Regions from separate parts of the Homo sapiens genome. Here all the other regions are linked to region 3. The links are chromatin contacts, found by Hi-C or POLR2A ChIA-PET in ENCODE. All regions are on one chromosome and are shown on one strand. Each heading gives the region's core, a stretch centred on a gene start or an enhancer-like site at or near the end of the contact. The rest is flanking DNA. Distances are from core to core; before and after follow the strand shown. Region 1 holds the start of SMTN (smoothelin). Region 2 holds the start of OSBP2 (oxysterol binding protein 2). Region 3 holds the start of MORC2-AS1 (MORC2 antisense RNA 1).

Region 1 (2,700 bases), core at 61-2,560, 160 kb after region 3:
CTGCCTTGGCATCCCAAAGTGCTGGGATTACAGGCATGAGCCACCGCACCTGGCCCGTGCCTTGGTTTTCTGATGTGTAAAATGGGACCACTTCTCAGGGGTGTGGGGATGAAATGAAATGACACATGGAAAAGACTCTCAGTGTGGAGACTGGGCCTTTCCTTAGATGGGGGCTGGGGGGTGTCACAGAGGACCTGAACCGGGGCTCTTCTGGGTTAACAGGCTGAAACCACCTCCCCAGAATCCCACATTATAGTGGTTAAAAGCAGGGTCTGGACTCAGAAGGTGCTGGGTATGAATCACAGCTTTACTACTTATCAGCTGTTGTCCTCATCTGTAAAATGGGGCAATAGTCATGGTCTCATGTGCTTGTTATGGGCATTATATGCCTGGTACATGGCAAGTACAAAATAAATGATTTGTTATTGTTTTTATTTGACAGGACTCCAGACCCCATCCTCCCAACTCCACCCACTTTAGTCTCCATGGAGACCCAAGGGCGGCTTTAGGGCCTCTGGCACTGAAGATGGAATAGCTTTGCCTTGTGGATCTGACCTCCTGGGTACCCTGGCTGATTCCTTGTTTGGTCTTGGACATGTCAGCTCTCTCTGGGCCTCAATTTCCCCCTTTTGCTGAATGACAGCCTGGACTCCATATTCCCTATTTAGGACTCCAGCGCTCCTAAAGGCAGACTCTCAGGGCTTGGAAGGTAGAAGCATGCTACAAGAAGGCAATGTCTGTTCAAAGGTGTGTGGGCTGGGGGAGGCGTGCTGTGTGATTGATTCTGCTCCACCTGAGATGGTCCCGGCACTCCAACACAGGGTCAAGGTGCTGCCAGTCACTCAGTCCCTGCTCTGAGGTGGCTCAGACCAGGTGTCCCGAAAGCAGCCTAGGGACGGCGGCCAAGCTTAAACACTGACGCGAGAAAGGGGTGGAGTCGAGGGAGGGGACGTGGTCTCAGGAACAAAGAGGAGGGCGGAGAGGGGCTGTCCTGAAGGCTCTGAGACTCCTACGACCCCAGGAAACTTACCTCGGCTCGGGGCGCCCCCCCCGACTTGGCGCAGAGCCTGCGTCCCCCTGCCGATGCCCACCCGACTCGCTAAAGCCACCGAGGCAGACGACCCCAAGACTCCCAATTTCCGACCTCCCTGGCCCGCGAGGGGCGGGGCCTTCCTCTCGGGGCGTGGCCGTCAAATTGAATTTTCCCAATGGGGCACGAGAGTGGGAGGTACCCAATCGAGGGTTGGCTGGCGCGTCGGGGCAGGGCGGGGCCAGCCGGGCTGCTGGCGCGGCTGGACGGGCAGCTCTCCGCAGAATCCAGGGGACGGTTGCTGAGCGGGCCTGGGACAGCGGGTCGCGGCACCTCCGGCCTGCGCGTGTCTAATCCGTCTGTCGGGTCCCGAAAGAGCTAAGCCGAGCCTGCGCCGGACGGGTGGGCTGGACTGAGAGGTGGGTGTGCGGACCTCGGGGGGGATCCTGGTGCTGCCCCAACGTGTCCGGGGGTGGAACCCGGATGTCTAGACAGGAGTTCTGGAACGTCCAGACCTGGGAGCCCCCACCCATACGAGAGGTCTAAGCCATGGGATAAAGTTATGAGACTGTTGGGGGAAGACGCCCCCGGATTCCTAAGAGACTCCACGCCCCACAGGGGCGCTAGTCTGTGGCGGCAGAAACCCTGGGGAAGCTGCCACAGAATCCTGAGGCCCCTCACAATGTCCGGCGACCCCAGACTGTGTGACAGGGAGATTGGAGAAGAGCAGCGGCAGGGATCTTCTTATAATCCCATGGGTGTCCTAGATTAGGCATTAGGGTCAGCTGCCCCATAGAAGAACAGACATGGGGGGAATCAGAATGTCCGCAGAACCTAAGGCTGGTGACCACTGGACAGTCTTGAAGAGGTTTAACCCAGACAGAGTAACTAGGTAAGAGGCAAGGATCCTAACAGGCAGAGATTGGGAGGTTGACACCTCTGAGCCTACCAGGATGGGAGGGGGAACAAGCAGTGACTTGAACAGGCTGGGACCCACACACCCCAACTGTGTGGAGCGGTAACCCTCACCCCCCACCCATGCACCGTATGGGGTGACTTCCCAAGTGACTGTTCTGAAGAGAGGGAAGGGATGATTGAAAGATGAATCAACAGGAGGTGGGGGGCAGGCCTGGGGCCACACATTAGTCAGTCACCATACATTAACTAAGCATCCACAGTGTGCCAGACCAGGGCCCCTCAAATTCCAGACAGACATTAGTTGGGGCTACAGGAGGAAGGAGAGATCTGCGCTGGGAGGCTGGGCCAGGATTTAGGGGTCCATTTTGATGGGCAGCACTGGGGCAAGATGGGGCTCTTGCCTCTGTCACTGAGAGTGTTCCAGGCCCTTGAGGGCACTTTGGAAGGGAGCTTCGGAAGCCGGAGATGACGAAGATTTTGATTACATCCTTCTCTGCCCTCTAAGTCTTTGGCTTCCTCCTTGCTCAGTGACAAATCCTTGGCCCTCTCCAATCTTCTCAGTTTGCCTGAAATCCAGGGGTTGGGCAGGTCAGCTTCTGAAAGCCCTTCCAGGTGGGGAATTGAATTCTGTATGAATTGGCAGGAGGTGCTGGGTGCCTGGACACCTGGCTTCAGGAGGTCTGGACAGCAGAGCTGGCTCCAAGAATCGGAAGACACAGTGTACCTTCCTATACCTGGGGGAATGACAGTGG
Region 2 (2,700 bases), core at 60-2,559, 230 kb before region 3:
AAAAGTCTGGACAGAAACCCAATGTTCAGTCTTTCCATTTGTATTTCTGATTATTTGTAGTAACCATCAACTTTCGTCATTTGGATAGATTCTTAAGAAAAAAAAAAAATCACTGATGGCTGGGCACAGTGGCTCACGCCTGTAATCCTAGCACTTTGGGAGGCCGAGGCGGGAGGATCCTGGCCTGAGGTCAGGAGTTCAAGACCAGCCTGACCAACATGGTGAAACCCCGTTTCTACTAAAAATACAAAATTTAGCTGGGCATGGTGCGGGCCGTGGAATTCCAGCTACTAGGGAGGCCAAGGCAGGAGAATCGCTTGAACCTGGGAAGCGGAGGCTGCAGTGAACCAAGATCACGCCACTGCATTCCAGCCTGGGCTACCGAGTGAGACTCAGTCTCAAAAAGGAAAAAAAAAAAAAGCGGAAAAAAAAATTCGCTGATGTTTTAACCATTCTGGGGTCACAGCCTCCTTTGTTATGGACCTACTCTGGAAAAATGCACAGACAGGTAAACCTCTGCGGAAGCCTCACAGACTGCCAGCCTACCCAGGGATCCCGGGAGGTCCAAGTTCAGAATCCCACTTTGAGATGTTTCTTGTACTAAAACGCTTGGTTTACAAAAAGTCTTCCCCTATTTGTTTAGAGAACCCGAACGATGTCGTCACTGGCAGCGAAGCGCCTTGGCATGAACCGTAGGCCAGCTGGCTCAGGAGGTGGAGGCGGTGAGGCGGCCACTTGGGGCCACCGCTTCTGGCGGCCGCAGGAGCGACCCACAGACAGGTAATGGCTGCCATGGGGGGCGGGGCGTCGTCTTTAGCCTTTAGCGCCCCTGTGCTTCGTGCGCATTTCGTGGCCTCTGGGTGCCGTACCTGCTTCCCACCCGGCTTTCCTGGGTGGCGGAGAGCGAACCCACCCCAGCCTGGGTTGGGGGAGGGGGCGTCGGCGCAGGGTCCCGTGGGCAGAGCTGCGCTGGGAGCTGGCGGGCTCCGCATTCATCATTGTTCCTCCAGCGCCTGGCACGGCTGGGCCGAAGCAGAGACCGTGGCCTGAAGCGCGCCATCCCCTTCGGAGTTGACCGACCACCAAGCTCTTCCGCCCACAGGTGTTGTCAGAGCTCCTTCCACCGGCCGGACCTAGGAAGGACCCAGGGTCCAAACATGGCCCGAGGCTGGCCGAGAGCACAACAGCCGGCGGGCGCTGACGGGCACGGAGCGCACGGGACCGCGGAGGAACCCGCGCGCGCCCCCGCCTCGCGCCGCGCGCACGTGACTGCGCCCCCGGCCCCGCCCCCGGCCTGCCCCCCGCCCCCACTGGCCGCTCGGCCGCGCGCGGGTCGGCCGGCTCTATGGGGAAAGCGGCGGCTCCGAGCCGAGGCGGCGGCTGTGGCGGCCGCTCCCGCGGGCTCTCGTCGCTGTTCACGGTTGTCCCCTGCCTGTCGTGCCACACGGCGGCGCCGGGCATGAGCGCTTCCACGTCCGGCTCCGGGCCGGAGCCCAAGCCCCAGCCCCAGCCCGTGCCCGAACCGGAGCGGGGACCGCTGTCAGAACAGGTGTCGGAGGCAGTTTCGGAGGCAGTGCCAAGATCGGAACCTGTGTCCGAGACGACGTCTGAGCCGGAGCCAGGGGCTGGGCAGCCATCGGAACTGCTGCAGGGGTCGCGGCCGGGGTCAGAGTCAAGCTCAGGTGTAGGGGCTGGGCCCTTCACTAAGGCCGCATCGGAGCCGCTCTCCCGGGCGGTGGGGAGCGCGACCTTTCTCAGACCCGAGTCAGGATCGCTGCCAGCGTTAAAGCCCCTGCCTCTTCTGCGACCAGGACAGGCGAAGACTCCTCTTGGGGTTCCAATGTCGGGGACTGGCACGACCTCCAGTGCCCCACTGGCCTTACTGCCTCTGGACAGCTTCGAGGGCTGGCTTCTCAAGTGGACCAACTATCTGAAGGGCTACCAGCGCCGCTGGTTCGTGCTGGGCAATGGTTTGCTCTCTTACTACAGGTATGGAAGCGCCAGGGTGGGACATGGGGGTTGGAGGGTGGTGATGCTGCAGGGATGGTGATGGAGGGCCTCCATGGTTGGCGGACACTGCCACTAGTCTAGAGATGTTTAGGGGCATGCATTCCAGCAGGCCAAGTCACGCTTCTGGCCCGCCGCCAAGGGCCGGGGGCCCTGACCTCTGGCAAGGGTGAATGTGATCTGCGGACATGACCTCTGGCAAGCTTGGGTTTTTGGGCAAGTGGGGAGGTGGAGTAAGGGAGTGATCTGGGGCCTCAGTTCCCTTCTGCTTGGCAGTTGTGGGGCTTGGGGCAGCTAGCTAGAGTCAGCCCCTCAAAGTCCTTGCCCTTTCTGGTTCGGGAGCTAACATCATTGTGTGTTTGGGATTGAGGGAGAGAGTCACCTTGTTCAGTCCTTAGGACCCACACTCTTAGGAAGGGCTGCTTATTCTTCCCGCCTGGGGCAGTTACTCCCACCTTTCCTGATGCCTCTGGTTGCCAGGCCTTGGGCTGGGCACCACAGACTCACAGATGTATTGGACACGGTTCTTGGCCTTCAGGAGTCCATCTTGGCATTTTGCGGAGAGCTAGGAAGTGTTTTGCTGCCCTCCTTTCTTATTCCAGACCCAGCACGGGATTCAAAATTAAAGTCCAGTGGTGAGAGAGCTAACACTGTCTTCCCACTGAAACTGGTTGAAAGGAGGTTACTGAAGCC
Region 3 (2,700 bases), core at 129-2,628:
AAAATCTTATTGGAGGACCTAAAAGAAGTCTTGAGTAAATGGAAAGCCATTTTTTATCCTCTGGGGGAGGATTAATATCACAAAAATGTCAATGCTCCCAAAACTTCCATTTAAATTTAATGCAATTATAATTTAAATCCCAATGGAACACTTTCTTTTAGGCAGGGATGGGAACGAACTGGATAATGCGATTAAATATTTCATGTGAGAGAATACATTCTAAGACTGGAAAAGCATTTTTTAACAAGTGAGGGAGACTGATCTATTTAGATGCTGATGACGCCCAAAATTATAGTTTCAGCCAGAACCTCACCCCTCACATCAGACTCACTTGTGCAACTGACCACAGATGTCTCCACTGGCGTCTAAGCGGGATCTCAAACTCAACAGGTCCACACCTGTTGGCTCATTTAGTAAGAGGCTCATTTAATAAGTGGGGCTGGAATAAGTTAATTTCCACCTGGGGGCGGGAGACGCTTGACTCTTGCCTTACAGCTTATACTAAAATATATTCCATAAGGACTATAGGTTGTCTAGTAAAAAATAAATAATAAACATTGCAACAAAATGTAAGAGAATATCGGGGGAAGGGGAGAAGAGAGAAGGGGATTGATTTCCCTAAGCATGATAGGAATCCCCAAAACTTTAAAACATTTACCTTTCAACAAACACCATAAACCAAGCCAAGGACAAACGCATAGAAAACGGACTAATGTTAACTAAGTCCAAGAGGCTTCAGGCGCTTGGCCTCGGGTCAAAAGGGAGACATACAGGCTGGCTCTTCCGGGCAAGAGGAAAAACACGCAGCTTCCTTTCCAAGTGTTCTTCCTTTCAGAGATAAAAGCGCCGACCCTAAGGACATCTGTTCAACGAATGTTTTTCCCTAATGACCCCCGGAAAGTTGGAAAGCCGGGGTAGAAAAGATTTCTTCTGCACTTTGACTTAATTAATGCGCAGCAGCTTGCAGGAAAAAAAAAAAATCCTCGCTTCTCTGTTTCGGGTGTGAGTGGGCCATTGCTCTCCCTGTAAGGAGCTACTAGAGACGCTGAGGCAGGAGAATCGCTTGAACCCTGGAGGCGGAGGTTGCAGTGAGGCGAGATGGCGCCACTGCACTCCAGCCTGGGCGACAGAGCGAAACTGTCTCAAAAAAAAAAAAAAAAAAAAAGTAGGGGATTAGAGCTGGCCACGGCTTCCCCAGAAACCTGCAGTTACTGGAGTAGGAAGAGGCCTCGGAGAATCCCTGGAAGCATCTACCTAAAAGACGCGAGGAAACCCCCAAAGGCCACAGGCACCTGCACCAAACCCTGAGTGCCGCAGGAAGCTCGCGAGGCTTCCAAAGCGCATGCGCAGGTCACGGTACGGGCACGTGCGGCGCGCCAGCAAAACCACGCAGGCGTCTTGTCGCTTCCGCCTCGAGCGTGTGGCGGGATTGCGGAAGCCCTCCACAGTTCATAACCGTTGGCTGGTTATGAACCGTTCATAACGGGCGTTAATAACCATACCCTGTTAGACTAAGCATGGTCCACCCGCGAATCCTCTACAGAGATGGCCAAGCGCTGGGGTCGTGGCTGCGTCCTCTAGGCCAGGTGAGAATTTACAACCCACCCTCGGCCACTGTTGTGCTGTGGCCGCTGATGATTAAGCATGAGGAACTCAGAAACTCTGAACCTTCTGACAAACGGGTTCTCCCCTGCCCACCGCGGTGCCCCAAACCCAGCAGGACAGATTGGTTTACATGGTGGGGCATTGGGGAGGACCCAGAGCTTTCAATAAGGGAAGAAATGATGTGGGGAGGGACAGTAAATCAAAGTAGGGGATTAGGCCGGGCGCTGTGGCTCACGTCTGTAATCCCAGCCCTTTGGGAGGCTGAGGCAGATGGATCTCTCGAGACTGGGAGTTCTAGACCAGCCTGGCCAACATGGCGAAACCCCATCTCTACTAAAAATACGAAAATTAGCCGGGCGTGGTGGCGCGCGCCTGTAATTCCAGCTACTAGAGAGGCTGAGGCAGGAGAATCGCTTGAACCCTGGAGGCAGAGGTTGCAATGAGGCAAGATGGCGCCACTGCACTCCAGCCTGGGCTACAGAGCGAGACTGTCTCAAAAAAAAAAAAAAAAAAAAGTAGGGGATTAGAGCTGGCCACAGCTTCCCCAGTAACCTGCAGTTACTGGAGCAGGAAGGGGCCTCGGAGAATCCCTGGAAGCATCTCAACAGAATCCAGAGGGGACAAGAAAAGAGGAGGGATACGTCTGTCGCATCCTTCCCTTCTCATTGATCCAAGTTTGCACTAGTGGTGTGAGCCCTCCTTATCTTCCAGGCCTTGGTGGGCAGCTGTTGACATGTCCAGAACCCCAGGAAGTGCTGAAGGTACCTGCAGTTCAGGCCCCATGGAAGCCCAGACCTCCTTCACCCTTCGGGGACACTGAAATTGGCCAAATGTTTAGGCCATGAGGATGGCTGCTGAGTAAGCCCATAATCCCTACATCGGACACAAGTAAGCAGGTGAAGGCCTACAGGTAGCAGGTAGGGGCCAGTGAATCTTGGAAGCAAAGATTTGGGGGTCAAGAACAGCAGGGAGCTCTGGGCCCCCATCCTAGCTTCAACCAGAGCAGCTCCAGGACTCCTGGCTTTCCATATGGGCTTCTGGATAAATTTTAGGTACTCCTGAGGCTGAATAAGCTGGAAAGCCTCTGCCATCACC

What was found. Hi-C counts contacts between places; a loop is a spot of excess contacts on that map. ChIA-PET counts read pairs that join two places held with the same protein, here RNA polymerase II (POLR2A). Pooled maps may share reads with other maps.
Region 1: a map with no recorded cell type shows a loop between it and region 3 (12-fold over the local background). The contact joins the promoter of SMTN here to the promoter of MORC2-AS1 in region 3. A Hi-C loop is called at or near these places in 7 of 168 maps with a recorded cell type or tissue (B cell, CD4-positive, alpha-beta T cell, CD4-positive, alpha-beta memory T cell and 3 more), 8 of 37 single-sample maps with no recorded cell type and 15 of 50 pooled maps. POLR2A ChIA-PET finds 5 or more read pairs at or near these places in 22 of 52 experiments (AG04449, CD4-positive, alpha-beta T cell, CD4-positive, alpha-beta memory T cell and 17 more).
Region 2: a loop to region 3 is called in a map with no recorded cell type, with 11 times the contacts of the local background. The contact joins the promoter of OSBP2 here to the promoter of MORC2-AS1 in region 3. A Hi-C loop is called at or near these places in 1 of 37 single-sample maps with no recorded cell type and 10 of 50 pooled maps.

The regions. Positions count from the first base shown.
Region 1 is chr22:31,080,008-31,082,707 of GRCh38, forward strand. It overlaps SMTN (smoothelin), which reads left to right and starts at 1,311. Exons shown (of 21, transcript NM_134269.3): 1 at 1,311-1,449. RefSeq lists a silencer at 1,193-1,352.
Region 2 is chr22:30,693,565-30,696,264 of GRCh38, forward strand. OSBP2 (oxysterol binding protein 2) reads left to right here and starts at 1,310. Exons shown (of 14, transcript NM_030758.4): 1 at 1,310-1,989. The coding sequence starts at 1,346. RefSeq lists silencers at 983-1,062, 1,447-1,496.
Region 3 is chr22:30,920,930-30,923,629 of GRCh38, forward strand. It overlaps MORC2-AS1 (MORC2 antisense RNA 1), which reads left to right and starts at 1,379. Exons shown (of 2, transcript NR_026920.1): 1 at 1,379-1,586. LOC107985544 (a long non-coding RNA gene) reads right to left here and starts at 850. Exons shown (of 3, transcript NR_146603.1): 1 at 659-850.